2 separate regions of the Homo sapiens genome follow, and region 2 is linked to region 1. Evidence: chromatin loops called from intact Hi-C (ENCODE). Cell type or tissue: PC-3. All regions are shown on one strand. Each heading gives the region's core, and the rest is flanking DNA. Links, peaks and the distances in the headings are about the cores only. Region 1 has its middle 10 kb from the start of ANGPTL4. Region 2 overlaps HNRNPM (heterogeneous nuclear ribonucleoprotein M).

Region 1 (14,885 bases), core at 4,273-12,272:
GCAAATCAAGAGGTTCAAATCTTCATGTTCACTTGGAGAACACTCATGAAACTGCCCAGGCCATCAAGGGTATGTATATATGAAAATCCACGAAGTATCTGAAAGATGTCACTTTACAGAAACTGTGTGTACCATTCCAACATTACAATGGTGGAGTTGGCAGGTGTGCCCAGGCCAAGCAGTGGGGCTGGACACAAAGTCAGTGGCCCAGAAAAAGTGCTGAATTTTTGCTGTACATGCTTAAAAATGCAGAGAGTGGCCGGGCATGGTGGCTCACACGTGTAATCCCAGCACTTTGGGAGGCTGAGGTGGGCGGATCACCTGAGGTCAGGAGTTCGAGACCAGCCTGGCCAACACGGTGAAACCCCATCTCTACTAAAAATACAAAAATTAGCTGGGTGTGGTGGCACGTGCCTGTAGTCCCAGCTACCAGGGAGGCTGAGGCAGGAGAATTGCTTGAACCCGGGAGGCGGAGGTTGCAAAGCCGAGATTGTGCCACTGCACTCCATCCTGGGCAGTAGAGCGAGACTCCGTCTCAAAAAAAAAAAAAATGCAGAGAGTAATGCTGAACTTAAGGGTTATATGTAGATTCTCTGGTCATTGAGCATATCCAAGTGAACAAAGTACCTAAGATGCGTCGCCAGACCTACGGAACTCCGGTCGGATTAACCCATGAATGAGTTCTCCCTGCCACACTGAGATGATTCTTACTGAAAAGGAACAGATTTTTCCTAAGCCAGAGGAGGAGGTTGCCCAAAAGAAAAAGATATCCCAAGGCCGGGCGCAGTGGCTCACGCCTGTAATCCCAGCATTTTGGGAGGCCGAGGCGGGTGGATCACCTGAGGTCGGGAGGTCGAGACCAGCCTGACCAACATGGAGAAACCCCATTTCTACTTAAAATATAAAATTAGCCGAGCGTGGTGGCGCATGCATGTAATCCCAGCTACTCAGGAGGAGGCTGAGGCAGGAGAATCATTTGAACCCGGGTGGCAGAGGTTGCGGTGAGCCGAGATCGCACCATCGCACTCCAGCCTGAGCAACAAGAGTGAAACTCCATCTCGGAAAAAAAAAAAAGAAAGAAAAAGATATCCCAGAAGAAACTGAAGAAACAAAAACTTATGGCATGGGAGTAAATTCAGCATTAAAATAAATGCAATTAAAAGTAAAAAACAAAAACAAAAAACAAAACAAAACCAACAACAACAACAAAAAACCCCACAAATGTATAGTTTAAGGAGTTCCTCCAGGGGGTAGTTCTCAACCAGGAGTGATTTTGCCCCATGGGAGAATGTTTGACAATATCCAGGAGCACTTTTGGGTAATGAGGAGGCGGGTGTTTTTGGCCTCTAGAGGGCGGAGGCCAGGAATGTAGCTAACCACCCTGCAATGCACAGGCCATCCCCAAGGACCAAGAATTATGTGGCCTGAATGTCAAGAGTGCTAAGTTTCAGAAACCCAGTGCTGAGATGAAGGTCATCGTCGCCTCCACCCGGGCCAACCAACTGCACTTGCCAGCTACCCCAGAAGCGCCTCCGTGGACTATGTCCTAGTCACAGCTGCCCCTCACTCCCTAAGTAACCACTGTTTTGTGACTTTTATTTATTTGTTTGTTTATTTATTTATTTATTTTTGAGACAGAATCTCGCTCTGTTGCCCAGGCTGGAGTGCAGTGGCATGATCTCAGCTCACTGCAGTCTCCTGGGTTCAAATGATTCTCCTGCCTCAGCCTCCTGAGTAGTTGAGATTACAGGTGCCCGCTACCATGACCAGATTTTTTGTATTTTTAGTAGAGATGGGGTTTCACCATGTTGACCATGCTGGTCTTGAGCTCCTGGCTTCAGGTGATCCACCTGCCTCGGCCTCCCAAAGTGCTGGGATTACAGGCATGAGCCAACACGCCCGGCCCTGTGTAGGTTTCTGTTTGTTTGCTTATTTATTTATTTCGAGACAGAGTCTCACTGTATTGTTCAGGCTGGAGTGCAGTGGTGCAATCAATGCTCACTGCAGCCTGGAACTCCTGGGCTCAAATGATCCTTAGCCTCCTGAGTAGCTGGGAGACAGGTGAGCGCCACTGCACATGTATAGTTTTATTATCCAAATGTGAATCTGTAGACACTGGAGTTTAGTCTTGCCCATTCAAAAAGAAAATGATATGTCTTTTAAGCTCCCCCTGCCCGTTTTTTTTTTTTTTTTTTTGAGACGGAGTCTTGCTCTGTTACCAGGTTAGAGTGCAGTGGCGTGATCTTGGCTCACTGCAACCTCCATCTCCCAGGTTCAACCGATTCCCCTGCCTCAGCCTCCAGAGCAGCTGGGACTACAGGCACAAGCCACCATGCCCAGCTAATTTTTTGTATTTTAGTAGAGATGGGGTTTCACCATGTTGGTCAGGATGGTCTCGATCTCCTGACCTTGTGATCGACCAGCCTCAGCCTCCCATAGTGTTGGGATTACTGGCACGAGCCACCGCGCCCGGCCTAAGCCTGTTTATTTATTTATTTATTTATTTTTAATTTTATTTTTTTGAGATGCAGTTTCACTCTTGTTGCCCAGGCTGGAGTCCAGTGGTGCAATCTTGGCTCACTGCAACCTCTGCCTCTTAGATTCAAGCGATTCTCCTGCCTCAGCCTCCTGAGTAGCTGGGATTACAGGCATGCGCCACCACGTCCGGCTAATTTTTGTATTTTTAGTAGAGATGGAGTTTCTCCATGTTGGCCAGGCTGGTCTGGAACTCCCGATCTCAGGTGATCTGCCCACCTGGGACTCCCAAAGTGCTGGGATTACAGGTGTGAGCCACCGCGCCCGGCCTAAGCCTCTTTTAATTCACAGGTTCCTCTCCATCCCTCCCTTTCCCTTACAATAGAAGCATTGCATGCCTGGGCATGGTGCCTCACACCTGTAATCCCAGCACTTTGGGAGGCCGAGGCAGCAGGAACGGTTGAGCCCAGGAGTTCGAGATTATCCTGGGCAATATAGTGAGACCCCCCATCTCTACAAAAACTACAAAAATTAGCTGGGTATGGTGGCATGCACCTGTAGTCCCAGCTACTGGGGAGGCTGAGGTGGGAGGATCGCTCGAGCCCAGGTGATCAAGGCTGCAGTGAGCTGTGATCACATCACTGCACTCCAGCCTGGGAAACAGAGTGAGACCCTGTGAAAGAAAGAAAGAAAGAGAGAAAGAGAGAAAGGGAGGAAGGGAGGAAGGGAGGAAGGGAGGGGAAGGGAAGGAGGAAGGAAAGAAGGAAGGAAGGAAGGAAGGAAGGAAGGAAGGAAGGAAGGAAGGAAGGAAGGAAGGAAAAAAAAAAAAAGGATCGCACAATTGGCTGCTTGTCCTGAAGTGTTTCCTATGGTCTAAATGTTGCTGATCCTACACTCATTGTGTAGTTAGTTCAGGATGTTCTTCTGTCCTTGGTATTCCCTGCAAATTGGCGGTTGCTTCTAGAACTGGGGTCAGACTCAGATTTGATTACTTTGACATGACTACTGATGGCGTTCTGTTCTTTCACTAGGAGGCTTGTGATGTTTGGCTGTGCCTCCTTTCCTCAGTCCAGTAGCCATCGAGAATTAACTCCTTAGAGATTACAAAATAGTGATGTCATATCTCTTGTGTTTCTTCCTTCTTTATTTACTTATTTAATTTTTTTTATGAGATGGAATCTCGCTCTGTCACCCAGGCTGGAGTGCAGTGGCACAATCTCAGCTTACTGCAACCTCTGCCTCCCAGGTTCAAGTGATTCTCCTTCCTCAGCCTCCCTAGTAGCTGGGATTACAGGCTTGTGCCACCACGCCTGGCCATTTCGTCCTTATTTGTTAGTTGAATTCTTTTTTTTTTTTTTATGCAAGATACTTCTTCTTATGTACTATCTGGTTTTCCAGTGACACTTTTAGAGAAGAAAGGCAAGATAAAAACCTGATTATTGGCCAGGTGCAGTGACACATTCCGGTAATCCCAGCACATTGGGAAGCTGAGGCAGGAGGATCGCTTGAGCCCAGGAGGTCGAAGTTGCAGTGAGCCATGATTGAGCCACTGTACTGCAGCCTGGGCAACAGAGTGAGACCCTGTCTCATAACATAAAATCATTATGGCTGGCACAGTGGCTCACGCCTGTAATCCCAGCACTTTAGGAGGCTGAGGCGGACAGATCACTTGAAGCCAGGAGTTCGAGACCAGCCTGGCTAACATGGTGAAACCCTTCCTCTACTAAAAACACACAAAAAATTTAGCCAGGCATGGTGGTGCATGCCTGTAGTCCCAGCTACTCCAGAGGCTGAGGCATGAGAATCACTTCTCTTGAACCCAGGAAGCAGAGATTGCAGTGAGCCAAGATCACACCACTGCACTTCAGCCTGAAAGACAGAGACTCTGTCTCAAAATAAAAAAGAAGAGAAAGGTAGGAGGGTCAGAGTTATAGAAGGTGTTATGATGGAAGCAGAGGGGTGTGTGTTTGTGTGTGTGTGTGTGTGTGTGTGAGAGAGAGAGAGAGAGAGAGAGAGACAGAGAGAGAGAAAAGGAGATTGGAAATTGCGGCCAGAGTGGTGGCTCATGCCTGTAATCCCAGAATGTTGTGAGGCTGAGGCAGGCGGATCACTTGAGTTCAGGAGTTCGAGACCAGCCTGACCAATATGTTGAAACCCTCGTCTCTACTGAAAATACAAAAATTGGCCAGGCGCGGTGGCTCACGCCTGTAGTCCCAGCACTTTGGGAGGCCAAGGCAGGCGGATCACGAGGTCAGGAGATTGAAACCATCGTGGCTAACACGGTGAAACCCCGTCTCTACTAAAAATACAAAAAATTAGACGGGCGTGGTGGCGGGTGCCTGTAGTCCCAGCTACTCAGGAGGCTGAGGCAGGAGAATGGCATGAACCCGGGAGGCGGAGTTTGCAGTGAGCCAAGATCGCACCACTGCACTCCAGCCTAGGTGACAGAGCGAGACTCCGTCTCAAAAAAAAAAAACAAAATTTAGCTGGGCATTGTGGCGTGCGCCTGTAATCCCAGCTCTTCAGGAGGCTGAGGCAGGAGAATCACTTGAACTCAGGAGGCAGAGGTTGCAATGGGCTGAGAGTGCAGTATTGCACTCCAGCCTGTGGTGGTGGGCGCCTGTAATCCCAGCTACTCAGAATCCCACCACAGGTGCTCAGCACACAGTAGACACTCAATAAATTTTCACTGAATGGAAAGATTGAAAGGTGATTTCAAGCTCCCTGCAGACCAAGAATTTCTGAAGAGTATTCCTGCCTAGCTAGCCAGTGGGGAGAGGTATAAGAAAGAAAAGGGGCCGGGCACGGTGGCTCATGCCTGCATGCCCAGCAATTTGGGAGGTTGAGGTGGGCGGATCACCTGAGGTCAGGCGTTGGAGACCAGCCTGGCCAACATGGCGAAACCCCATCTGTACTAAAACTAAAAAATGTATCCGGGCATGGTGCTGTGCACCTGTAATCCCAGCTACTCAGGAGGCTGAGGCAGAGGTTTCAGTGAGCGAAGATCGCGCCACTGCACTCCAGCCTGGGTGACAGAGCGAGACTCTGTCAAAAAAAAAAGAAAGAAAGAAAAGAGAGACAAAGAAAGAAAGAAAGAAAGAAAGAAAGAAAGGAGGGAGGGAGGGAAGGAAGGAAGGAAGAGAGAAAGGGGGGAAAAGAAGAAAGAAAAAGAGGGAGGGAGGGAAAGAGAAAGAAAGAAAAAGAAGGAAAGAAAAAGGAAGAAAGGAGGGAGGGAGGGAAGGATGGAAGGAAGAAAGAGAGAAAGAGGGGAGAAAAGAAAGAAAGAGAGAGAGGGAGGGACGGAAATAGAAAGAAAGAAAGAGAAAGAAAGAAAGAAGGAAAGAGAAAGAAAGAAAGAAAAGGAATTTTGCTTGCGTGGGTGAGGAAGATGCTCTTAGACCTCTTAAACAACTTCCCTCCTCCCCCACATTCCTAATACCCTGGGTGTTCATGGTAGAAAATGTGACCCTTCTCTCTCCCACCCTGTCCCAGGCTGAGGCTTGAGTCAGAAAAGAAAAGAGAGAGGGAGGAGGTTCCCGGGCACTCCAGAATACATTGAACCCCTTGGGAGCCACTTTCAGCTCCTTTGCCATTTTAGGGGCCTCCTGGAAACTCCAAGGCACCCCTGCCCCCATCTGGAATGCTTAACTGCCCAGAGAGACTGCGCCTGTCTCTGAACAGTTTTTTTTTTTTTTTTTTTTTTTTTTTTGAGACAGTCTCGCTCTGTCGCCAAGGCTGGAGTACAGTGGCGCGATCTCAGCTCACTGCAAGCTCCGCCTCCCGAATTCAAGCAATTCTTCAGCCTCAGTCTCTCCAGTAGCTGGGATTACAGGCACCTGCTATCAGCCCAGCTAATTGTTTGTATTTTTAGTAGAGACAGGGTTTCACCATGTTGGCGAGGCTGGTCTCAAATTCCTGACCTCAGGTGATCCGCCCACCTCTGCCTCCCAAAATGCTGGGATTACAGGCGTGAGCCATTGTGCCCGGCCTGTCTCAGAACATTGACACCCCTGACATGAGAGCTAATTGGCCCCAGTCAGGAGCTTCAAAAGACAGCATTGGCCAGTTGTGGTGTGCATGCCTGTAATCCTAGTGCCTCGAGAGGCTAAGACAGGAGAATTGCTTGAGGCTGAGAGTTTGAGACCAGCCTGGGCAACAAAGCAAGACCCTGTCTCTAGAAAATTTATTTATTTATTTTTGAGACAGAGTCTTGCTCTGTCGCCCAGGCTGGAGTGCAGTGGCGCAATCTCGGCTCACTGCAAGCTCCGCCTCCAGGGTTCAAGCAATTCCCCTGCCTCAGCCTCCCTAGTAGCTGGGATTACAGGCACCTGCCACCATGCCTGGCTAATTTTTTGTATTTTTAGTAGAGATGGGGTTTCACCGCATTAGCCAGGATGGTCTCCATCTGCTGACCTCGTAATCCACCCGCCTCGACCTCCCAAAGTGCTGGGATTACAGGCATGAGCCACTGCACCCAGCAGACATTTTTAAAAATTAGCTGGGGATGGTAGCATGTTCCCGTAGTCCCAGCTACTCAGGATGCTGAGATGGCAGAATTGATTGAGCCCAGGAATTTGAGGCTACAGTAAGCTATGATCACGCCACTGCACTGCAGCCTGGGCCAAGAGCAAGACTGTCTCAACCGGGGTGCAGTGGCTCACGCCTATAATCCCAGCAATTTGGGAGGCTGAAGCGGGTGGATCACTTGAAGTCAGGAGTTTGAGACCAGCCTGGCCAACATGGTGAAACCTCATCTCTACTACAAATACAAAAGTTAGTCGGGTGTGGTGGCGTGCGCCTGTAGTCCCAGCTACTTGGGAGGCCAAGGCAGGAGAATCCCCTGAACCCGGGAGGTGTAGGTTGCAGTGAGCCGAGATCGCGCCACTGTACTCCAGCCTGGGCGACAGAGCGAGACTCTGTCTCAAAAATCATCATCGTCGTCATCATCTCCACTTCCCCCTTGATTTACTCAGTCTTCTCGAGCCTCCCACAGCGGGCGGGCAGCCGCCAGGAGGCCTTGAACTTCCTCTCAGGCGCCTGGGATCAGCGGGAAAGGAGCGCGTCTGAGCGGCCAGAACAGCTGCTCTCGAGTTCACCACCAGAGGGCGCTGCTATCTAGGGTAAACCCCCCGGGGCCGCGGTTGTCAAACCGGGTATATACAGAGAAGGAATTTTCGGGGTGGGGGGTAGTGGGGGAATCTATCTCTAGCTTTTTCTTATTGTTGTAAAAATAATTTCCCAAAAATAAAAATAGGCTGGGCGCGATGGCTCACGCCTGTAATCCCAACACTTTGGAAGGCCGAGGCGGGTGGATCACTGGAGATCAGGAGTTCAAGATCAACATGGTGAAACCCAGTCTCTGCTAGAAATACAAAAATTAGCCGGGCATGGTGGCCAGCAGCTGTAATCCCAGCTACTCAGGAGGCTGAGGCATAAGAACCCCCTGAAGCTGGGAGGCATAGGTAGTAGTAAGTCGAGATCGCCCCACTGCACTCCAGCCTGGGTGACAGAACAAGACGCTGTCTCAAATAAATAAATAAATAAATCGTAAATTACAAAACAATGACAAGCTTTAAAAATAGGCCAGGTACGGTGGCTCACGCCTGTAATCCCAGCACTTTGGGAGGCCGAGGCGGGCGGATCATGAGATCAGGAGATCAAGACCATCCTGGCTAACACGGTGAAACCCCATCTCTACTAAAAATACAAAAAATTAGCTGGGCCTGGTGGCGGGCACCTGTAATCCCAGCTACTCGGGAGGCTGAGGCAGGCGAATGGCATGAACCCAGGAGGTGGAGCTTGCAGTGAGCCGAGATAGTGCCACTGCACTCCAGCCTGGGCGACAGAGTGAGACTCCGTCTCAAAAACAAAACAACAACAAAATTAAATGAAAAATAAAATAAAAGAGGTCACGGTTTTGGGCACCGTTAATTCCAGCTAGTGAGCAGGCTGAGATGGGAGGATTTCTTGGGCCCAGTAGTTCCAATCCAGCCTTGGCAACACAGCAAGACATCCCACCACCACCCCACGTGCCCTCCCCCGCCACCGTCTTAAAAGACAGAAAGAGAGATTCAATGGTTTGGAACTAAAGAGAACTAGGTTCAAATCTTTTTTTTTATCTCTTTTTTTGAGATGGATTCTGGCTTTGTCACCCAGGCTGGAGTGCAGTTGTGCGATCTTGGCTCACTGCAGCCTCTGCCTCCTAGGTTAGAGCGATTCTCCTGCCTCCGCCTCCCAAGTAGCTGGGAGGTAGCACTCACCACCATGCCCAGCTAATATTTTGTATTTTTAGTAGAGAGAAGTTTTCACCAGGTTGGCCTGGCTGGTCTCAAACTCCTGATCTCAGGTAATCTGCCCACCTCAGCCTCCCAAATTGCTGGAATTACAGACATGAGCCACCACGCCTGGCCTAGGTTCAAATCTTGACCCTTCTGAGCTGTGTGACTTTGTCCAAATTCCTAAAGGTCTCAGAAGCTCAATTTATCTCCTTTCAGGGACCGACTTGAGGTTGAGATAAAATGGATTACACAAGTGTCTGATGGTGTAAAGGTGGCACTAAATAAATGTACGCTGCTACAGTTATTATTTCCTTAGTGACTTCATAGCTGTCTGCCCTGCAATGTACAAGTTCCCAGACTGGAAGGAATTATGGGGAAAAGCTAATAGGGGAGGGTGGAAAGGCAACCCCGTTCCCTTCTGAGCACCAGCCCAGATTCTGAGTCATCCTTTCTGCCCTGAGTGTTTGAGGTCCTGCTCTTGGGCTGACCTTTCTTGGTGACCTGGATGTGAGTACAGTGTGGCAGGAAGACTGTGGTTAGTTGCTGGGGGCGGTAGAGGCCAGTCACTGGACACGATGTGCCATTACATAGTCCTAACAACCTTGTGGGCTTGTCTGAGAAGAATCCTGCATGTCTCAAGCCAGAGAGAATTTTTCATGCTCTTCCTTGAACCTGAGTCATCTATTTCCTGTACACTTTGTCTAGGACTCTGTCAAGCATCTCTCAGTCTTAGGACCCCTGCTCCAGGAATCCTTACCTAATGGGATTGACATCTTTTCTATACTCTTCTAGGCCTGTGTGCTTACCCCATTGCAGCATTGACCATCTAGGATTCAACTTATGTAGTTAAATCTTAGCACCATTCATGGTGCCAATGAGCAAACAGATATCATGTGCCTCCTGATATCATACACTGAGAAGGACACAACATCACTGCCAAAAATACATAACAGGCACCTTAAGGGGAAGAAACATCTGCATCAGACAAATGCAAAATGGAGGACGTGCTACAAAAAACCGGTGTGTACATCTCGAAAATATCAGTGTTTGGCCAGGCATAGTGGCTTATGCCTGTTGTCCCAGCTACTCAGGAGGCTGAGGTGGGAGGATCACTTGAGCCCAGGAGGTTGAGGCTGCAGTGAGCTGTGATCTCACTGCTGCACTCCAGCCTTGGTGACAAAGTGAGACCGTGTCTCAAAAAATGCCAGTGCCCTGCCTGGTATAGCGAATGCACCTGTATTCCCAGTTACTCAGTAGGCTGAGGCAGGAAGATTGCTTGAGTCCAGATTTGAGACCAGCCTCGGCAACATAACAACGACCCTGTCTCAGATTAAAAAAAAAAAAAAAAAGGACCAACAGGATATGACAATGAAATGCAGTGGATGATTCTGGATAGGGTCCTGCTCATAAAAAACATGGCTGTGAGGCCGGGCGCGGTGGCTTACGCCTGTAATCCTAGCACATTATAGTGTATCCGGGAGGATCATGAGGTCAGAGTTCGAGACCGGCCTGACCAACATAGTGAAACCCCATCTCTACTAAAAATACAAAAATTAGCTGGGCATGGTGGCGTGTGCCTGTATTCCCAGCTACTCAGGAGGCTGAGGCAGGAGAATTGCTTGAACCCAGGAGGCTGAGGTTGTGGTGAGCTGAGATCATGCCACTGCATTCCAGCCTGGGCAAAAGAGGGAGACTCAGTTTTTTTTAAAAAAACAAAACAAAACAAAAAACAGCTGTGGCCAGGCACAGTGGCTCATGCCTGTAATCCCAGGTCTGTGGGATGCCGGGGTGGGAGGATCGCCTGAGTTCAGGAGTTCAAGTTTGAGACCAGCCTGGGCAATGTAACTAAACCCTGTCTCTACCAAAAAATACCAAAATTAGCCTGGTGTGGTGGCATGTGCCTGTAGTCCCAGCTGCTCAGGAGGCTGAGGCAGGAGGATCACTTGAGCCCAGGAGTTGGAGGCTGCAGTGAGCTATAATCGCACCACTGCACTCCAGCCTGAATGACAGAGTGAGACCCTGTCTCCAAAACAAAGGAAAACAAACAGAAACACAAACCACAGCTGTTCAGGTCATGCTTGACACAATTGATGAAACTGGAATATGGACCATAGATTAGATAACAGTACTATGTCAGGGTCAAATTTCCTGAAATTGCTAGCTGTACCACGGTTATATAAACACTTTTTTTTCTTAGTAAAGGGCAAAAGGCACACGTTATGTGTGCAATATATCCTTAAGTGGGTCAGAAAAAGAAGATGTACAAAAAAGTGTGTATTATCTCACCCTGCATGAGTGTATTATATAAATATATAAGAATACGTCTCTATGTGAGTGTATTTTATCTATCTATGCACTTATGCACTTATGTATTACGTATACGTGTGTGTGTGTTGTTGTTGTTTTGTTTCTTGTTTTTTTTGTTTTTGAGACAGAGTCTCGCTCTGTTGCCCAGGCTGGAGTGCAGTGGCCTCATCTCGGCTCACTGCAAGCTCCACCTCCTGGGTTCACGCCATTCTCCTGCCTCAGCCTCCTGAGTAGCTGGGACTACAGGTGCCTGCCACCACGCCTGGCTAATTTTTTGTATTTTTAGTAGAGACGGGGTTTCACCATGTTAGCCAGGATGGTCTCGATCTCCTGACCTCGTGATCCACCCGCCTCGGCCTCCCAAAGTGCTGGGATTACAGGCGTGAGCCATCGCGCCCGGCCTTTTTTTTTTTTGAGATGGAGTCTTGCTCTGTCACCCAGGCTGGAGTTCAATGGCGCAGTCTTAGCTCACTGCCACCTCTGCCTTCCAGGTTCAAGCGATTCTCCTCCCTCAGCCTCCCGAGGAGCTGAGTTTACAGGCCTGAGCCACCGTGCCAGACCTCTTTTTTTTTTTTTTTTTTTTTTGGGACAGAGTCTCACTCTGATGCCCAAATGGGAGTGCAATGGTACGATCATAGCAGACTGCAGCTTCCACCTCCTGAGCTTAAGTTGTCCTCTTGCATCGGCCTCCTTGAGTACGTGTGGGAGTACGGGTAGGCACCACCACACCTGGCTAATTTTTTATTTTATTTATTTTTTTATTTTTATATTTATTTATTTATTTTGAGATGGAGTTTCGCTCTTGTCACCCAGGCTGGAATACAATGGCACAATCTTGGCTCACTGCAACCTCTGCCTCCCGGGTTCAAGTGATTCTCCTGCCTCAGCCCCCCAAGTAGCTGGGATTACAGATGCCACCATGCCCGGCTGATTTTTTTTTGTATTTTCAGTAGAAATGGGGTTTCACCATGTCAGCCAGGCTGGTCTTGAACTCCTGACCTCAGGTGATCCGCCTGCCTCGGCCTCCCAAAGTGCTAGGATTACAGGCGTGAGCCGCCACGCCCAGCCCTAATCTTTTATTTTTTGGAGGGATGGGGTCTCACTTTGTTACCCAGGCTGGTCTGAAATCCCTGATTTCAAGCAATCCTGCCACTTCAGTCTCCCAAAGTGTCAGGATTACAGGTGTGAGACACCCTGCCCAGCCTGTTTGTGTATGTTATATATATGTATCTCTCTGTATGTAAGTGTGGCTCTCTCCATATATGTATATATATATCTTTATGTGTATTGCATATGTATGTGTCTCTGTGTGTATTATATATATTTATATTTTATGTCTCTATGTGTGTTTATTTATTTTTTGGATACAGGGTCTTGATCTGTCCCCTAGGCTAGAGTGCAGGGGTGCAATCTTGGCTCACTGTAGCTTTGAGCCTCGACTTCCCAGGTTCAAATGATCCTCCCACCTCAGCCTCCCAAGTAGCTCATACTACAGGAATGTGCCACCACGCCTAGCTATTTTTTTTTTTTTTGAGACAGAGTCTTGCTCTGTCACCCAAGCTGGAGTGCAATGGTACGATCTCCGCTTACTGCAGCCTCCACCTCCTGGGTTCAAGCGAATCTCCCACCTCAGCCTCACAAATAGCTGAGATTACGGCCACACACCACCATGCCTGCTAATTTCTGTATTTTTAGTAGAGATGGGGTTTCACCATGCTGGCCAGGCTGGTCTCGAACTCCCAGACTCAAGTGATCCACCCACCTCAGCCTCCCAAAGTGCTAGGATTACAGGTGTGAGCCACCATGCCGGGCCCCAGCTAATTTTTTTTTTTTTTTGAGACAGAGTCTCGCCCTGTTGCCCAGGCTGGAGTGCAGTGGCGCAATCTCTGCTTACTGCACCCTCTGCCTCCCGGGTTCCAGCGATTCTCCTGCCCCAGCCTCCCGAGTAACTGGGATTACAGGCGCGCGCCTCCACGCCTGGCTAATTTTTACATTTTTAGTAGAGACCGGGTTTCACCATGTTGGTCAGGCTGGTCTCGAACTTCTGACCTCACGATCTGCCCACCTTGGACTCCCAAAGTGCTGGTATTACAGGCATGAGCCACCGTGCCCAGCCTGGCCCCAGCTAATTTTTTAAATTTTTTGTACAGACAGGGTCTTGCCATGTTACCCAATCTTGAACTCCTGGGCTCAAGCAGTCCTCCCACCTTGGCCTCCCAAAGTACTGGGATTACAAGCATGAGCCACCTTGCCTAGCTTAATGGCATTTACATTTGTAGTGAAATACACATAACAGGCTGGGCGCAGTGGCTCATACCTGTAATCCCAGCACTTTGGGAGGCCGAGGTAGGCGGATCACCTGAGGTCAGGAGTTAGAGACCAGCCTGGACATGGCGAAACCCCGTCTCTACTAAAATACAAAAATTAGCCAGGCGTGGTGGTGGGCACCTGTAATCCCAGCTACTCGGGAGGCTGAGGCAGGAGAATCATTTGAACCCAGGAGGTGGAAGTTGCAGTGAGCAGAGATTGCACCACTGCACTCCAGCCTTGGCGACAGAGCAAGACTCTGTCTCAAAAAAAAGAAAAAAAAAAGAAAAGAAAAGAAAAAAAAGAAAAAGAAAAAAAGAAATATACATAATATAAAATTGGTCATTTTAACAATTTTTAACTATGTTGGCCAAAGTAGCCCACGCGTTGGGATTGGAGACCCGGTCTTGCCCACCGTGATCGCCCCAGTACAGTGCCTGGCATATAGTAGGTGCTCCAGGAACAATTGATCAGGATGACTTTGTCTTTGCTGGGTAAGAGGCCACATTCTAAAGGTCAGTTTTTGGCCAGGCACAGTGACTCACACCTGTCATCCCAGCACTTTGGGAGGCCGAGGCGAGTGAATCCCTTGAGCTCAGGAGTTCAAGACCAGCCTGGGCAACACGGCAAAAATCCTGTCTCTACAAAATCTACAGAAATTAGGCAGGTCTGGTGGCACATGCCTATAGTCCCAGCTGCTTGGGAGGCTGAGGTGGGAGGATCACTTGAGCCTGGGAGTTTGAGGTTGCGGTGAGCTGTGATTGTGACACTGCACTCCAGCCTGGGTGAGTGAGACCCATCTCAGAAAAAAAAAAAAAAATACATAAAACAGGGCTGGGCGTGGTGGCTCATGCCTGTAATCCTAGCACTTTGGGAGGCTGAGGTGGTGGATAGCCTAAGCTTAGGAGTTTGAGACCAGCCTGGGCAACATGGCGAAACCCCACCCCCTCTACTAGAATACAAAAAATTAGCGGGCGTGGTGGTGGGCACCTGTAGTCCCAGCTACTCAGGAGGCTGAGGCAGGAGAATGGCGGGAACCTGGGAGGTGGAGCTTGCAGTGAGCCGAGATGAGGCCACTGCACTCCAGCCTGGGCAACAGAGCAAGACTCTGTCTCAAAAAAAAAAAAAAAAAAAAGGCTAGGCCAGGCACAGTGGCTCACACCTGTAATCCCAGCACGTTGGGAGGCCGAGACAGGTGGATCACCTGAGGTCAGGAATTTGAGACCAGCAGAGCCAACATAGTGAAACCCCGTTTGCACTAAAAATACAAAAAATTAGTCAGGTGTGGTGGTGCACACCTGTAATCCCCGCTACTCGGGAGGCTGAGGCTGGAGAATCGCTTGAACCTGGGAGGCAGAGGTTGCAGTGAGCGGAGATTGCGCCGTTGCACTCCAGCCTGGGCGACAAGAGGGAAACTCCATCTCAAAAAAATAAATAAATAAAATAAAAAATAGGCTGGGCGCGGTGGCTCATGCCTGTAATCCCAGCACTTTGGGAGGCCGAAGCGGGCGGATCACG
Region 2 (14,885 bases), core at 3,346-11,345, 100 kb after region 1:
TGCAGTAGACCACAAATGCAGTGAGCTAGCAAGCTTGATCTGGGAACCCAGGTTGGAAATCTTGTTTTGCAGTTACTTCTCTCCTGGGTGTGAGAATAGGATTTGCTTAATTTTGATGAGAAGTCTGTTCCAATTAAAGTCAGCAAAGATTCAGAGTTAGGGTATAGTCAGGGAAAAAAAAGTTCATTTTAGGGGAATGTATAGGTTTTTAAAATTTTTTTAAATGTAGTATCATATATAAAATAAATGACTTAACCTGCTCCCCTTCCTGAGTAATTTTTTTTTTTTTTTGAGATGGAGTCTCGCTCTGTTGCCCAGGCTGGAGTGCAGTGGCGCGATCTCAGCTCACTGCAAGCTCCGTGAACCGCTTCCCGGGTTCACGCCATTCTCCTGCCTCAGCCTCACGAGTAGCTGGGACTACAGGCGCCCGCCACCATGCCTGGCTAATTTTTTTAATATTTTTTTTTAGTAGAGATGGGGTTTCACTCTGTTAGCCAGGATGGTCTCGATCTCCTGACGTCGTTATCCGCCCGTCTTGGCCTCCCAAAGTGCTGGGATTATAGGCGTGAGCTACCACACCTGGCCCCTTCCTGAGTAATTTTGTGGGTGAATAAGAAACAGATGGATTGGTTATTTATAAAAATAAAAATATATATTTAGGGTAGATTCCTGAGGAGGTACTGTTAGAGTTGACTCCATTTGACAATCAAGAAAACTTTCGTTTTAAACACTTAAACCCAGGTTCAGGAACCTGACCTAAAGACTCCAGGGGAGGCCCTCCTGACTCCCAGGCAGCTTGCTGCTTTCATGATACTACCTTGGTAACCACTCAGTAAACAGCCGTTTGAATTGTTTTATTTAAATCAGATTCTCTATACAATGCATTTGAGTGTTTGCTGTACTTTAAAGAGTGATTGTTTATTCAAAAAGGATTTTGGAGACACGTCAGATTGTGAGCTCAAGATTAGAAGACAGGGTTTTGGATTATTTGAATGCATGCTGCCAGGCCTTTGCTTTCACTCAGCTCTTTGATTTTATTCTGGTTAGGGAAAGAGATACTAGCCTGCAAAGATTAGCTTGCTTGTTTTTTTGGGAGGGGGGGTTCTCCAATGGACTTCCCCATTACCATATTTTGCAGTCATAGGGTTGAAAGCTAAATTGTCCCTTTGCTAGTCTGTAATGATTATGATGCCTAGGTTTTCTCAGCCTTGGCTCTGGTTTGCTAGTTTTAAAGCCTGAACAGTAGAAGGCTAGGAGTGAATCAGTCCCCCTCTCTACCCTTCTCAATAAAATTATTGGTAGAAAAATACATCATTGCCTCACTGTGTGCTAAGAGTCTCTTTTTTTTTTTTTTTTGAGACGGAGTCTCGCTCTGTCGCCCAGGCTGGAGTGCAGTGGCGGGATCTCGGCTCGCTGCAAGCTCCGCCTCCCGGGTTCACGCCATTCTCCTGCCTCAGCCTCCCAAGTAGCTGGGACTACAGGCGCCCGCCACTACGCCCGGCTAATTTTTTGTATTTTTAGTAGAGACGGGGTTTCACCGTTTTAGCCGGGATGGTCTCGATCTCCTGACCTCGTGATCCGCCCGCCTCGGCCTCCCAAAGTGCTGGGATTACAGGCGTGAGCCACCGCGCCCGGCCTAAGAGTCTCTTTTAAAGCTGTAAGCGTGTAGGTAGTAGCCTCCATAGGACCGAGGCCTAGTGACGACATGGTGACCCCAGCTCTTAGCCACATGCAGTACTGCTTCCCTAGATGAGCTGCTTTTTGTTTTGCCATTCTTTGTTGATTGTCACAGTGTCCCTCTGAGCTACCATGCATACAGGTTGCGCTGGTTTTGCTGGTAAAGCGCTAGAGACAGAAAGAGCTTGAGTCATGTGGGTAGTTCAGTGGTGGCCTTGGAGCTGGAATGGTGCTGTGAATAGTGCTCTCCACACCTTACATGCATTAGAGCAGCGCAGGACTTGAGGGATTTCTGTGAAGAATCACTTTATATAAGGGATGGTTCTCACACGGGCAGAGGGGTCCTTGTCCCTCAGGAGATGTGATCACAATTTCAGGGTATTGGGATTGCCATTTCAAACTGCACCCTTTCCTTGATTAGAAACTCCAAAAGTAGTGAGTGTTACGCATGGGAACTGCATGGAGACCTTAAGAGAGGGTAGGCAGTCACTATTTGGTGGTGGTCTTTTGCAGATTAGGCACTCAATCTTTTTATTAGGGTTTTTTTGTTTTTTGAGATGGAGTTTCACTCTTGTCCCTCAGGCTGGGGTGCAGTGTACGATCTCTACTCACTGCAACTCCAGCTCCTGGGCTCAAGCGATCCTTCCACCTCAGCCTTCTGAGTAAATAGGACCACAGGCACATGGTACCATGCCTAGCTAATATTTTGTAGAGATGGTGTTATACCATGTTGCCCAGGCTGTTCTTGAACTCCTGAGCTCAAGTGATCCGCCCACCTTGGCCTCCCAAAGTGCTGGGATTACAGGCATTAATCGTATTTTTAATTTAATTTAATTAATTATTATTATTATTATTTTTTTTTTTTTTGAGATGGAGTTTTGCTCTTGTTGCCCAGGCTGGAGTGCAGTGGCGCTATCTCACTTCACTGCAACCTCCGCCTCCCGTTCAAGTGATTCTCCTGCCTCAGCCTCCCAAGTAGCGAGTAGCTAGGATTACAGGCACCCGCCACCATGCCCGGCTAATTTTTGGTTTTGTTTTGTTTTGTTTTTGAGACGGAGTTTCACTCTTGTCGCCCAGGCTGGAGTGCAATGGCATAATCTCGGCTCACTGCAACCCCCGCCTCCTGTGTTCAAGCAATTTTCCTGCCTCAGCCTCCCGAGTAGCTGGGATTACAGGCGCCTGCCACCACGCCCAGCTAATTTTTGTATTTTTAGTAGAGACGGGGTTTCACCATGTTGGCCAGGCTGGTCTCAAACTCCTGACCTAAGATAATCCACCTGCCTCGGCCTCCCAAAGTGCTGGGATTACAGACGTGAGCCACCGTGCCTGGCCTAATTTTTGTATGTTTATTAGAGACAGGTTTCCACCATGTTGGCCAGGCTGGTCTTGAACTCCTGACCTCAGGTGATCTGCCCGCCTCGGCCCCCCAAGGTGTTGGGATTACAGGTGTGAGCCACCGCGCCCAGCCAAAAGTTAAAAAGACTTGCAGAGTTAAGTTTTTATATGTACGTATACATATACATGGACTAGAGAAGAATCTTCCCCTAATTTTGTCCTGAAGATAGTGAGAAAATAGGATTGGACATGTTAAAAAAAGAGCTTTTCAGGACATCACTTTTATACTATCACATCATCTAAACTTGAATATGTCCCTCCCCTTCCCCTTCCCCTTCCCTTGCCGAGACAGGGTCTCCCGCTGTTACCCCCGGCTGGAGTGTAGTGGTGCAATCATGGCTTACTGTACCCTTGACCTCCTGGAGCCAGACTGTCTTCTTTCTGCATAGCTGGGACCGCAGTTGTGCACCAACATACCTGGCTAATTTTTTGTATTTTTTTTGTAGGGACACGGTTTTGCCATGTTACCCAGGCTGGTCTCAAGACTCCTGGATTCAAGCACTCAGCTCACCTCAGCCTCCCAAACTGCTGGGACTGCAGGCATGAGCCACCATGGCCAGTCTGCTTGAATATGTGTCTCGAATGATATTTCTTTGAGGGTCATTCTCTACAAGTCTGTCAAGAATTAGTTGGTGGTGGTAGATTTCCAAAAAGGTCAATTTTTTAAAAGTTGGAAATGACAAGAGATAGTTCTAATCTCTTTACTGAGGAAACCTCTCAGAGGGAATGATTAGCCAGGGAAGGATTTGTTTGCAGAGGTGCTGTGCCCATTAAGCATGGTGAGAGCCGCTTTCTCAATGGTGAGTCATGTGATGTGGATTAACCCCAAACCAAATGCTCAGCTTCTGTGGTTAGATTGGATAGTTTATTCGTAGCCATGGTATGCACCTGTGGAATATAGGTTAGACACTTTGTTACCTGCTTTGGCTGTAATTATTTATTTATACATTTCGTAGTTTATAGGTGAGCTTAAGCAGTCTGGTGAAAGACTGGAAATAATTCATCATGGACTCTGTCAGAATGTTTTTTATTGTAAATCTTAAAGTATTTGGGACTTCAAAAGTAACAATATTAAAATTCATTTCCATCTGTGAATCCTCTGGTGGACCATGATGTGTAGATTCTGTTATGTTTTATGATTTTTTCTAACACAGTCGTCGTCATTTTCCAGGAAAGAGTAGGAGATGATTTGGCAGATAGATTTTGTTTGGCAGACTTTGGTGAAGGACTTTCTTTTGGAGTAGACAAGTGGCCTGGGTAACAGTTGTAGGTCTCCTGTGGGACCTGCTTTGTGGTGTGAAGCCAGTCTTGTGGACTCAGGTAGATTGCGTTCTAGGCATCTAGGGATTGGAGCTGCCATAACATCACCTTATCTGCCAGCCCGTGGGAAGGGAAGCCTGTTGATTGTGTATTGGTATAGTTGAGAGATCACAGAGGAAGCTGCTTTCCTTGGTTTTACCTTGTGTTGATTTGGGTGTGGCTCACACCAGTGATACCTCTGCTGGGATACCACTTGGCACTCTTGTGTTTGGGGACTACACAAAGTTGCTGACTTTAAAATTTTTCCAAGTAAATACGTTACTATTTTTGAGACAGGGTCTTGCTTTGTCAACCAGGCTGGAGTGCAGTGGTGCAATCATAGTTCACTGCAATCTTGACCTCCTGGACTGGAGCCATCCTCTCAGCTCAGCCTCCTGAGTAGCTGGGACTACAGGTGCACAACACCACACTCAGATAATTATTATTATTTTTAAAAATAAAGACAGGGTCTTATTTGTCGAACTCTTGGGTTTAAGTAAGATTCTCCTGCCTTGACCTCCCAAAGTGCTGGGATTATAGGTGTGAGCCACCATACCTGGTCTCAAGTGAATACTTTTGTTTGTTTGTTTGGAGACAGAGTCTCATTATGTCACTCAGGCTGGAGTGCAGTGGTGCGGTCTCAGCTCACTGCAACCTCCGCCCCCCGGGTTCAAGCGATTCTCCTGCCTCAGCCTCCTGAGAGGTGGGATTGCAGGCATGTGCCACCACGCCCAGCTAATTTTTGTATTTTTAGTAGAGATGGAGTTTCAGCATGTTGGCCAGGCTGGTCTTGAACTCCTGACCTCAAGTGATACACCTGCCTGAGCCTCCCAAAGTGCTGGGATTACAGATGGGAGTTACCACACCTGGCCTCAACTAAATAACATTTTAAAATAGTAGCTTCTCCAGCTACTATCTGGTGTTTCTTCCACGGAAGAAAGTTACATCCCAGAATAAAGATCGGCTCTTCAGTTAAAGATACTTTTATAAATCATTAATACTGTAGTCTTGGCTTTTTGGTTTTTTTTCCGGTTTTGTCATGGATTACAAATTCTGTAGTAGAGCCCGTGGTCTGGGAGTCACTGGATTCTCACTGGCGGGACACACAGGGCTGGGGAAGCAGAAGGTGCAAGGCTCAGTTGCTTAAGAAACTTGAGGTGGCTTCTGGCTCCTCACTTGTTCCTGATCAGCTCTAATCTGTGCCTCCCTGTAGTCAGAGGGGTTGCGCTTGAGCTGGCAGCTGAGGAAAGCGCCCTGTCAGCCAGTGCCCGGGCTTCCAAGCCTGATGGCTGCTACCTAGAGATGGTTAGTGTTAACAGTGTGGTGGCACCTAGCACACAAAGGTAAAGAGTGCAATGGGAAGGCCGTGCCAGAAAAGCAGCCACCCTTCTTTGCCAAAGGTGGGATTGTCTGCATGCTGTCTTCCACCTCCCAGGGTTGCTCAGACCCAAGTTTCCCAGCTTCAAAGTAGTAGGATTGTGTAGGGAGTGGTTTCTTTTCCACCTTTCTGGATTTTTAAAAAGTGGTTAAAATATACATAAAATAGACCATTTTAACCATCTTAAGTGTGCAGTGAAGTATGATGTTTTGCAGCAATCTGCACATTCCTGGAACTTTTATTCTCATCCCACATGAAATTCTATGCTCAGTATTTAATAACTTCCCATTTCTACCTCCCCCTAGGCCCAGGTAACCTCTGTTCTACTTTCTGTGTATGGATTTGCTTATTATAGGTATTTAATAAGTGGAATCATACAATATTTGGCCTTCAGTGACTGGCTTATTTCACTGAGCATAATGCCCTCAAGGTTCATGCATGTTGTAGCCTTTGTCAGGATTTCCTTCCTTTTTGTGGCTGAATAATATCCCATTGCATGGATAGTCCGTGTTTTGTTTATTCCATTCATCTATTGGTAGACACTTGGTTGTTTCTACCTTTTGGCTTGTGTGAGTAGTGCTGCTATGAACATTGGCATATGTGTATGAGTCCCTGCTTTTAATTCTTTTGGGTGTATACCTAGCAGTGGAATTGCTGGGTCATAGTAATTCTGTGTTTAATTTTGAGTGACTACCTAACTTTTCCATGGCGGCTGCATCATTTTATGCCCCCCCCCCCTTTTTTTTTTTAACACTATGAAAGACACTTATTTGTGAAGCTAAAATTGGATGGGCCTATGTGTACTACCTCATATTTCCATTCTATGAAGTCTTAGAAATCATCCCTCTCTTCTCCTGTTTCTGTCTTGGAATTAACACACCTTGGTCAGGGAGTTGGCCTCACCATTGTCTCTGTTACTGTCCGTAGGAGTATTTTGTGAGCCCAGGAAGGTGTACCTTTCCTTGGGAATGCTTTCTGCCCTGTGGAGCCTTGAGTTTGAATGTCTTAATTCAAAACCAACATTAGTCTTGTCTTTGCTTTTTTTGAGACAGGGTCTCGCTCTGTCACCCTAGGCTGGAGTGCAGTAGGGTGATCATAGTTTGCTGGAGCCTCGAACTCCCGAGTTTAAGTGATCCTCCCATCTCACCCTCCCTACTAGCTAGTACTGCAAGTGCACCACCACACCTGGCTAAGTTTTATATATATTTTTTTGTTGTTTTGACAGGGTCTTGCTATGTTGCCCAGGCTAGTCTTGAACTCCTGGCCTCAAATGATCCCCCCTTCTTGGCTTCCCAAAGTGCTAGGATTACAGGTGTGAGCCACCGCATCTGACCAATACTAGTCTTGTGTCATATGTAACTTTGTGTGGAATTGTAAACCTGGCAAATCAAATAATTATCTTTCACATTGTGCTGACATATAAACCCTTTACCTTTTTTTCCTCTCTCTCGAATTCAGTGAAGGAGAACGACCTGCTCAGAATGAGAAGAGGAAGGAGAAAAACATAAAAAGAGGAGGCAATCGCTTTGAGCCATATGCCAATCCAACTAAAAGATACAGAGCCTTCATTACAAACATACCTTTTGATGTGAAATGGCAGTCACTTAAAGACCTGGTTAAAGAAAAAGGTAATGGTACTGGTGATTGAGTAGGGTGAGAAGGTTGGTGTGTCATCTTTTCTGTGGCTAATTCCTTGGTTATTTTTGGTCAGTGGAAGCGGCTCTGGGTAGAGCATGTTCTTTCCAGGCTTAAGAGTGAAGCCCCCTTACCCCACCTCAGTTTTTTTTTTTTGTTTTGTGTTTTTTTTTTGTTTTGTTTTGTTTTGTGGTCATACCCCTGTGTGTCAAACAGGATGGTTTGTATGGTCCTTTGGCCTACAGATGATTTTACTGGCTTAGTATGGTTAATAAGGCTTCGATTAGGCTTCCGGGGAGCCTTTTCGTGTTGAAATTTTTTGAATTTTGCACGTTAGGTGGGAGAGATTTTTCCTTTCTTTCCTTTTTTTTTTTTTTTTAAGCTTTTTAAGTTTCACAGGAAGATAGCTTGTTTAAAATTTTGTGGATGTCTTCCTGGGATCAAAATGTGGTAGCTGGACCTTATGCTTCTCAGATTCCAAACTATAAAACATTAGCTTGTATTTTAACTTTTAGGCTTTTTCCCCTCTGGGAAAAAATAGAGTAGACTGGCCATTGGAGAGCTCAAAATAAGGTATCTGCTTTGTAACGCGGTGCCTTAGGATGTGGATTGTCATAGCCTAGGTGTCCACCTTCCAGCCGAGGGCAGGGGAAGCAGCCAAGCTCTGCTGCCACCAGGAGGCCCGAGGAGGCCTGCCTCTGTGATCCTCACCCCCGTGCACACTGTGGTGTCCTCTCTCTCTCCTTCTTCCCTCCTGTGCTGCTATCGTCTTCCTTTCTTTCCTGATTCTTGGCCCTGCTGGTGGCACTTAGGACTAAAGAGACTGCTCAGCCCTGGGTTAGACAACACCGTGGTAGAGAACAATTTGTATATTGCCTTGAGGCGCCCTCCCCGCACCCCGACCTAGACTCAAACTACCCTTCATGGAGTCTTTGCATGACTGAAAGGTATTGGTTTTCTGGAGCATTCATTATGAAAAGAGATGTGAGCTTGATTTGTCAAATGATTTAACATTTCAGTGACAGAGATGCCCCGTGGATAGGCCATTTTGGTATGTGTACTGGTGCTCCCTGCATTGGATTTTGAAATTATGAATGGCACTGCCATCATTGTCCCATCCCTTATTTTGACCATGACATGCAAGAAGCACTAGGCACTGTGAACCTCTCCGTACAGTCACGCGTGCTGCTCCCACGTGGCATTTCTCCAGATAACACAGATGGAAAAACGTTTTGGTGTGAGATTGATGTGCCTGCCTTGATCAGCCAAATCATTCCTGCCAATGCTCCTAGGGCAAGAGTGCAGTTTCTTCTTTTTGTCTGAGGGTGTGTCATGCTGCATCCCAGATGCAGTGTTCTTGGTTTTTGGGACTGCTGCTTCAATAGAAGCTTAGAATTTCTGTACAGTACAGTTGGGCCTCATTCGAATTAGCTTTTGGAATAACCTCCAAATTTGTGTTCTCGTGATTTGGTTGAACCGCTGAATTGCTATTTCCATTGATAATAAGGTATAGTAGTTCCAAGAACCAGGAATGTGGCTTTGAAAATGCAATTGTTAGAATTTTGTAAGAGATTGCAGGCCAAATTATTTTTTCATTTTTAGGAGTGTGTGAACCAGTTTTGGGACATGCTGGATGAAGTAGGTGACATTTTTACTGCTTTACCATTCAGTAATTCGGTTTGGGAAACCTTAAAGCTGGTAGTAGCAGCAGCAGCCATGGTGTTTCTGGATGTAGAAGCAGTTCACCTCAATTCACTATTTTGCACTCTTAAGTGTGGAGCCAGCCTGGTGGTTGATTGGGATACTTCCAAACTGGTTCTCATATTCCCCTGGCATACTGCTACGAATGCCTGGGCTCAGCCCTCTCAGTGTATTTTTGGTGGTGTAATTTAGAATTACAGGTGTGCAGTAAATCAGTTATTTTTAATGAGCCTTAAAATGTTCTTGTTTAGAGCTCCCCTGTACTGGTTAAATTAATTACTTTGCTGTTTAATTAAATTATTAGCGGTATAGGATTGTGGGTAAAGTGACTCAGAAAGGTAATCTTTTTATGATAATGCTTATATTCAGTATGTGAGGTCTAAAGAAATTTACTGTGTTTACATACATATGACTTCTTAAGAAATACTCTTCTTATTACGTGCTTTCAAAAAGACGTTTTTATTCCCGTTTTGGTGTACAAAAAATGTTTAAGTGGTTAGTTTAAATCTGAAATATTTACTTGAAATTTGTTGCGCATAAGTTTTAAGTGTTTTGAAGACTTTATACATAGGAAGAACTGGCAGATAGAGGCACTTACAACCCTAAAAGTATTAGTCTCAATTCCAAAACACAGAGATCTGGGCTGTTGTAACCTAAGCACTCTTTATCAGTCTGTGTTTTAAGGTCTGATGAATCTTAGCCTTGTTTCAGGAAATGAGTAGAACAAGAACTGGAATTAGTTGTCCTCAACTGAAATTTTCTGTCATTATAGCACTATCTAATTGCAGCCTCTCAGAACTAAAGTAGCTAGCTTTGAGAGGCCCAAGAGGGGAGCTTTTTTTCTAAGGATACTCCGGGGGGAGATTGTCTCACATGCTCCTCCCTCACTCTTGATCCTCTTCCCCATCTTTCATACCAGCTGCATATTCTCCAGCTTTAATTTTAGCATTTAGCAGCATTCTAGCATTTCCTATTAAAAATCCACATAGGAAGTAAACTGGTCATTTATGCCTTTGAAAGTGACTTAACAGGCCACAGCTCCCCAGGTTGTATCCTGACAGGTAAAGGGATACACATCTTAAAGTGATTGACCATAAGGACTGGGTGGAAAAAATAAAGATTTCTGTGAGAAAAGGCGATCTTAGGCTTTTAAACTTAGTGTCGTGCTACATTTGTTTGAGACCAAGTCCTGTATGAGTGGAGGAAGCTCCTTGCTGGGCTGCTTCTCTTGACCTCACCAGGCAGCCGGCAGCACCCAGGTGGGGCAGTGCCACCAGAGCAGGACTGAGCTGCACCTGCAGTGAGTAAATAGAGCCCAGGTTGAGGAAGAAAGGAAGGTCAGGGATGTAGTTTACCCTCAGTCGATCCGAAGTTTAGCAGCAGTCAGTTCAACTTGTGTAAGCAAAGATTTCTTTTAAGCACTTAATCCTTCTGTTAGTATAATACACCACTTTAAGTAAATTTCAAATTGCATCTGACAGAAAACTAAGGCCCAGAGGGCAAGTGTAGTCCAGTAGAAAACCTCCATCTTGGCTCCTGGAGATAATTTGCATTGTGGGTCTATTAGGCAGAACTGTATTTTCAATTTAAATGATATTCCTACCCAGTCTACTTGCTTCTTCATATTTTCCTCTGTTGGAAATGCAGCCTGTATTTTATTTATTTTGTTTTTGAGATGGAGTCTTGCTCTTTTGCCCAGGCTGGAATGAAGTGGTGTGATCTGCAACCTCTGCCCCCTGGGTTCAAGTGATTCTCTTGCCCCAGCCTCCCAAGTAGCCGGGATTAGGCACCCACCACCACGCCGAGTTAATTTTTGTATTTTTAGTAAGAGATGGGCTTTCACCATGTTGGCCAGGCTGGTCTTGAACTCCTGACCTCAGGTAATCTGCCTGCCTTGGCCTTCCAAAGTGCTAGGATTACAGGCCTGGCCGCAGCCTGCATTTTAGAAAGGCCTGTTATGCTAAAGCGTTCATATGTATGAATACTTAGGTTGAGCCCCAGCAGTGCAGCCTGTCTGGCTTACCCCGTGTGGTCTCTGGTGTTAGGGAAGCAGTAACGTTCTGTTATTGCCACGCAATTGAGGAGCGTGGGCTCAGTCATTTCCTAACATGTCCATAAGCCAAGTAGGTGTGTAGAATAATTATTTTGCCATGTTTCAAGGTGTCTTTATATTAAAGAGTGTGCATGTGTTCTGTGCACTCCCCTCGCCCAATAGAGTGGCAGCCTGAGAATTGACCGTTATGAGATGAAGAATGTTTGACAACATGCCTGACTTTCAAGTCCCCCCAACTCCTGTTAAAAAAAAATATATAGGTCTTATAACATGTGAATTCTCTTCAGTGAAGCTTCGGCACTGTATTCCCTCTTTTTTTCTTTTTCAGACTTGAGCAGTAAATGGGAACACAAAAACAAATACTCATTTGGCTAAAGGTCTGTGCAGGAGAGTGAGGTCACAGTAGCTCCCAGGGACCGCCTGAGTTCTTTTTGGGTTGCTCATCTGCTTATCCTCCTGATGTGTTTTAAGAATAAGGCAGTCTTTTTAATAATTCACTTAAATGTTGGTCAAAAATGATTTCTTAGAGCATTTTAAATAGAGGTAGATAACAGTTGGTGTTAGATTTTTTAATGTCTTAGTTTTTTCAATATTTTGATGTTTTAAGCTGCAGTAGAATTTGTCTTAGCAGCCTACTCTTGGGATTCCATGAATTCCATCCATGTTTACACAGGGGGAGGAGCAACCGTATTTTTTATTAATAACTGTGAGTGCCGTTTCTGTAAGACTGCTGCTACTGCCAAGCTGTCACCTCTACCCCTGAGTCCTGACTGTGTGATCTGCTCTGGATGGTTTGCTCGTTAAACTTCACTTCATGGAATGTGACCAGACTGTTTACTTGACAAATTTTGCCCTCACATTCTTGTCGATAGTTGTACTGACTACATAAAATAAATCTTTGCTTTGCTATTGTAGAACCAAAAGGGAGGTGGTCTTTTAAAGGCTCCATTTTCCTATAGGAAAGTATGAATTAGCAGCTATTGCAGATCCCTTAACACTTAATGGATGGTCTCTCAGGGTAGAGGTTGGAATTTTATGAGTTTGTGAGGAGGATGGGCATTACTGATGATCTCAGGGACAGCACTACTCATGCTGGACCCCCGGGTGACTGCTAAATGATGATACCACTTGAGGTAAAAAGAGGGAGAACGTTTTAAGCAAATTTTTAATACAAAGGATTGAGTCAGGTGTGCTATTTCTAGACTAGACTGTTACGTGGAAAAAGTCCTAATTTCTAAACCTCTCTTTTTGTTAAAGTGGTTATGGCCATGGGAAAAAGTTTGGTTTGGATTTGCTTGGTTTCTGGGTTGCAATTACAGCTTTTTGATCCAAGCGTCTTATGGACACAGACTAGAAACTTCCCATGCAACTGGGACTTGAATTTCGGCAACATGGTTGCAGCTGTTTTGAATTAATTATTGTGAGTCTTTTATTTTTTAAAGGTTATTAGGTGGTAGTCATAGCTGGTAGGAAATCAACTTGGGGCCTCTTCAGTCACTATTTTGACACTATGTGGCATTTTCATCAAAGTGGAGACAAGGGTTGGTGGTCCTTGAATGGCTGCTGCTCTTGAAACAAATGGCTTTTTAACATGGCCTCAGGGCGGCTGCATTTTTGGAACTGCTTTACTTTTTAAGGGTTAAATAAAGCCGCTTTGTACAACTGTCCCTTGGCTGTGATCATTTTTCAGTTTGCCCCACAGGAGTACATACTCTAAAAGTAAATTGTACTGATCCCTCATATTTCCGTTCTTCATTTCTTTGCACTGATGATTCTCCTGTTTTGTACAAAGTGTCAGTTTCGTTCTGAAACATTTCAGGAGAGGACAAAGAGGGTGAGGCTCTAGATGTAAACTTTGGACACTTGGCTTTCTTGCCTTCAACCAATGTGCAGAGCCATTAATAAATATGTCCTTCAGATCTTTAAATTTTTTGTAAAATAATTTTACCTTGTTTTTCATTAAAAATTTTTCTTCCTATAGCCTCATAATTTTAATGTCCTTTAAACAAAAGAGTTGGAATAGGCATGACTTGTTGAGGCCGTTAAGCGGGTTATTTTTACCCTTGTACTGCTAAACCAAACCGATCCAGAGGACAACAAAAGCCCATTTTTTGCCTTTGGAGAGTCTGGTTAGAGATAGTTTTCTCCAGGGTAACACTTTACATTTGTTTTCTGTGTGCCATCTTCAAGTTCAGCAGCCATTTTGGTGGTTGTCTTGATGGATTCTAACATCTGGTCATGGTGGTCATGAATTGGCAATCCAAACCTTGAGGAAAATCTGCAGAAACTTTTGAAATGCTTTGGTTTTTTCCCTTTTGTGTAGATTAGAATCATATGAGTCTGTTTAACTGTTTAGATACAAAATCTGAGCCCTAAATTTGAATTTATTTGTGTCCTTTAAATGGGGAGGTTTAGAAAGCGGCAAGAATGAAGCCTGGCCTAATTCACTGAAGAGAATCCAGATGCTGCTCTGGTTTTGTGATCTTATTATATTCAAACATTCTGCCTCTACAGATGTGGAGCCTAGTGCTGTGTGCAGGACCAGCTATAGAATTTGTGGGGCCCAACACAAAACGAAAACAAGGGGCCTCTTGTTAAAAAAAAAAACTAAGAATGTCATGGCAGCGATAACAGCATTAAACCAAGCTCAGGGCCCCTGAGTGCGGGGCTCTGTACAATTGCACGAGTTGCTCACCTGTGAAGCTGGCCCTGCGGCCGTGTGTGCCTGTGAGCTTATACCTTCGCATACGTGCGTCCTTGTATTTATAGCATGTGAGCTCAGCCCGATGGCATCGCAATTTGTATGCATTTCACCTGCTTGCCACCAATGAGAGCGTATGTGTAAAACCTCCTCCCTTCCCCAGAAAAGTAAATCACGCAGACTTCTTTCCTATAGATTTGGATTGCCTCTAGTCATGAATGAGTCTTCCAGACAGGGAAATTGATACGGAAATCTGTGGAATAGCTTGTTTGTGGTGGGAGGAAAATCAAGGACATATTGTTAACGTGTTTTCACCTACTTTTACTGCACACCTGTAATGCCTAGTTCGGTGGTTTAGAGAATATGGAGTGTTTCTGGGCTTTCTTATAAGGCAGAGGCTCCATACAAGGTTGCTGATGATTGTTCTAAATTCCCATTGTTTTCTTGGCTTTTCTCCCTTGGTTTATGTGTCGTCTGGAAACTGATTTGTAGTTGGTGAGGTAACATACGTGGAGCTCTTAATGGACGCTGAAGGAAAGTCAAGGGTAAGTGTCTGAGAGAATTTCTTCTGTGGATTTACTACATGAAAAATGTAACTGTATGGTGGCGTGGAATCGAATGAAATCAGGAAGGCAGTGAGTGCTCATGTTACAGTAGCTATGTTTGATTTTGCCAAACATTTGAGTGGGGTGGGAGGGGATTTGCAAATGGGAGTCCCGCTTTTCCAAATGGCTGGCCAAAGAGCTTTTTGGTATTCTGTTTGGATGCCCAATTTGGATAACTGGGGACCAATAGCAGCATTGTCTCTTTGTTAACAGAGGAATTGGCTGTGTGTGAATTATGCATGGAATTTTAGCGGTGGTATAATTAATGTAAAACGTGTGTTCTTGTCTAGAAAATGTTACTCTTGGTTGTTTGCTGAATTTGAAAGTTGTGTGAACCAAAGATTCCGAAAAGTTGCCTTTGTGCCAGTAAATTGTAAACCAAATATTAAAAACCTGAATGTTCAAAATTGGCCTAGTTTAAAGAGAACATAAACTATTTTC

Evidence for each region. Peaks named below come from ENCODE experiments on the same cell type or tissue, not always from the same donor. Only the 100,000 strongest peaks of a DNase experiment are listed, where the experiment ranks them.
Region 2: a loop joins it to region 1, with 4 times the contacts of the local background. A loop is called at or near these places in 17 of 110 quality-filtered maps.

The regions. Positions count from the first base shown.
Region 1 is chr19:8,346,558-8,361,442 of GRCh38, forward strand. It overlaps the pseudogene LOC100129682. Among named protein-coding and RNA genes, the nearest start is that of ANGPTL4, 10 kb to the right of the region's middle. RefSeq lists an enhancer at 7,572-7,651. In PC-3, for the core only: CTCF peaks have their summits at 7,574 (motif pointing right) and 9,309; DNase peaks (open chromatin) are centred at 7,534 and 9,274; H3K4me3 peaks cover 465 bases; H3K27ac peaks cover 1,079 bases.
Region 2 is chr19:8,448,198-8,463,082 of GRCh38, forward strand. It overlaps HNRNPM (heterogeneous nuclear ribonucleoprotein M), which reads left to right. Exons shown (of 16, transcript NM_005968.5): 2 at 7,208-7,377; 3 at 14,332-14,384. Among named protein-coding and RNA genes, the nearest start is that of HNRNPM, 11 kb to the left of the region's middle. In PC-3, for the core only: a CTCF peak has its summit at 8,079; a DNase peak (open chromatin) is centred at 3,874; H3K4me3 peaks cover 912 bases; H3K27ac peaks cover 1,193 bases.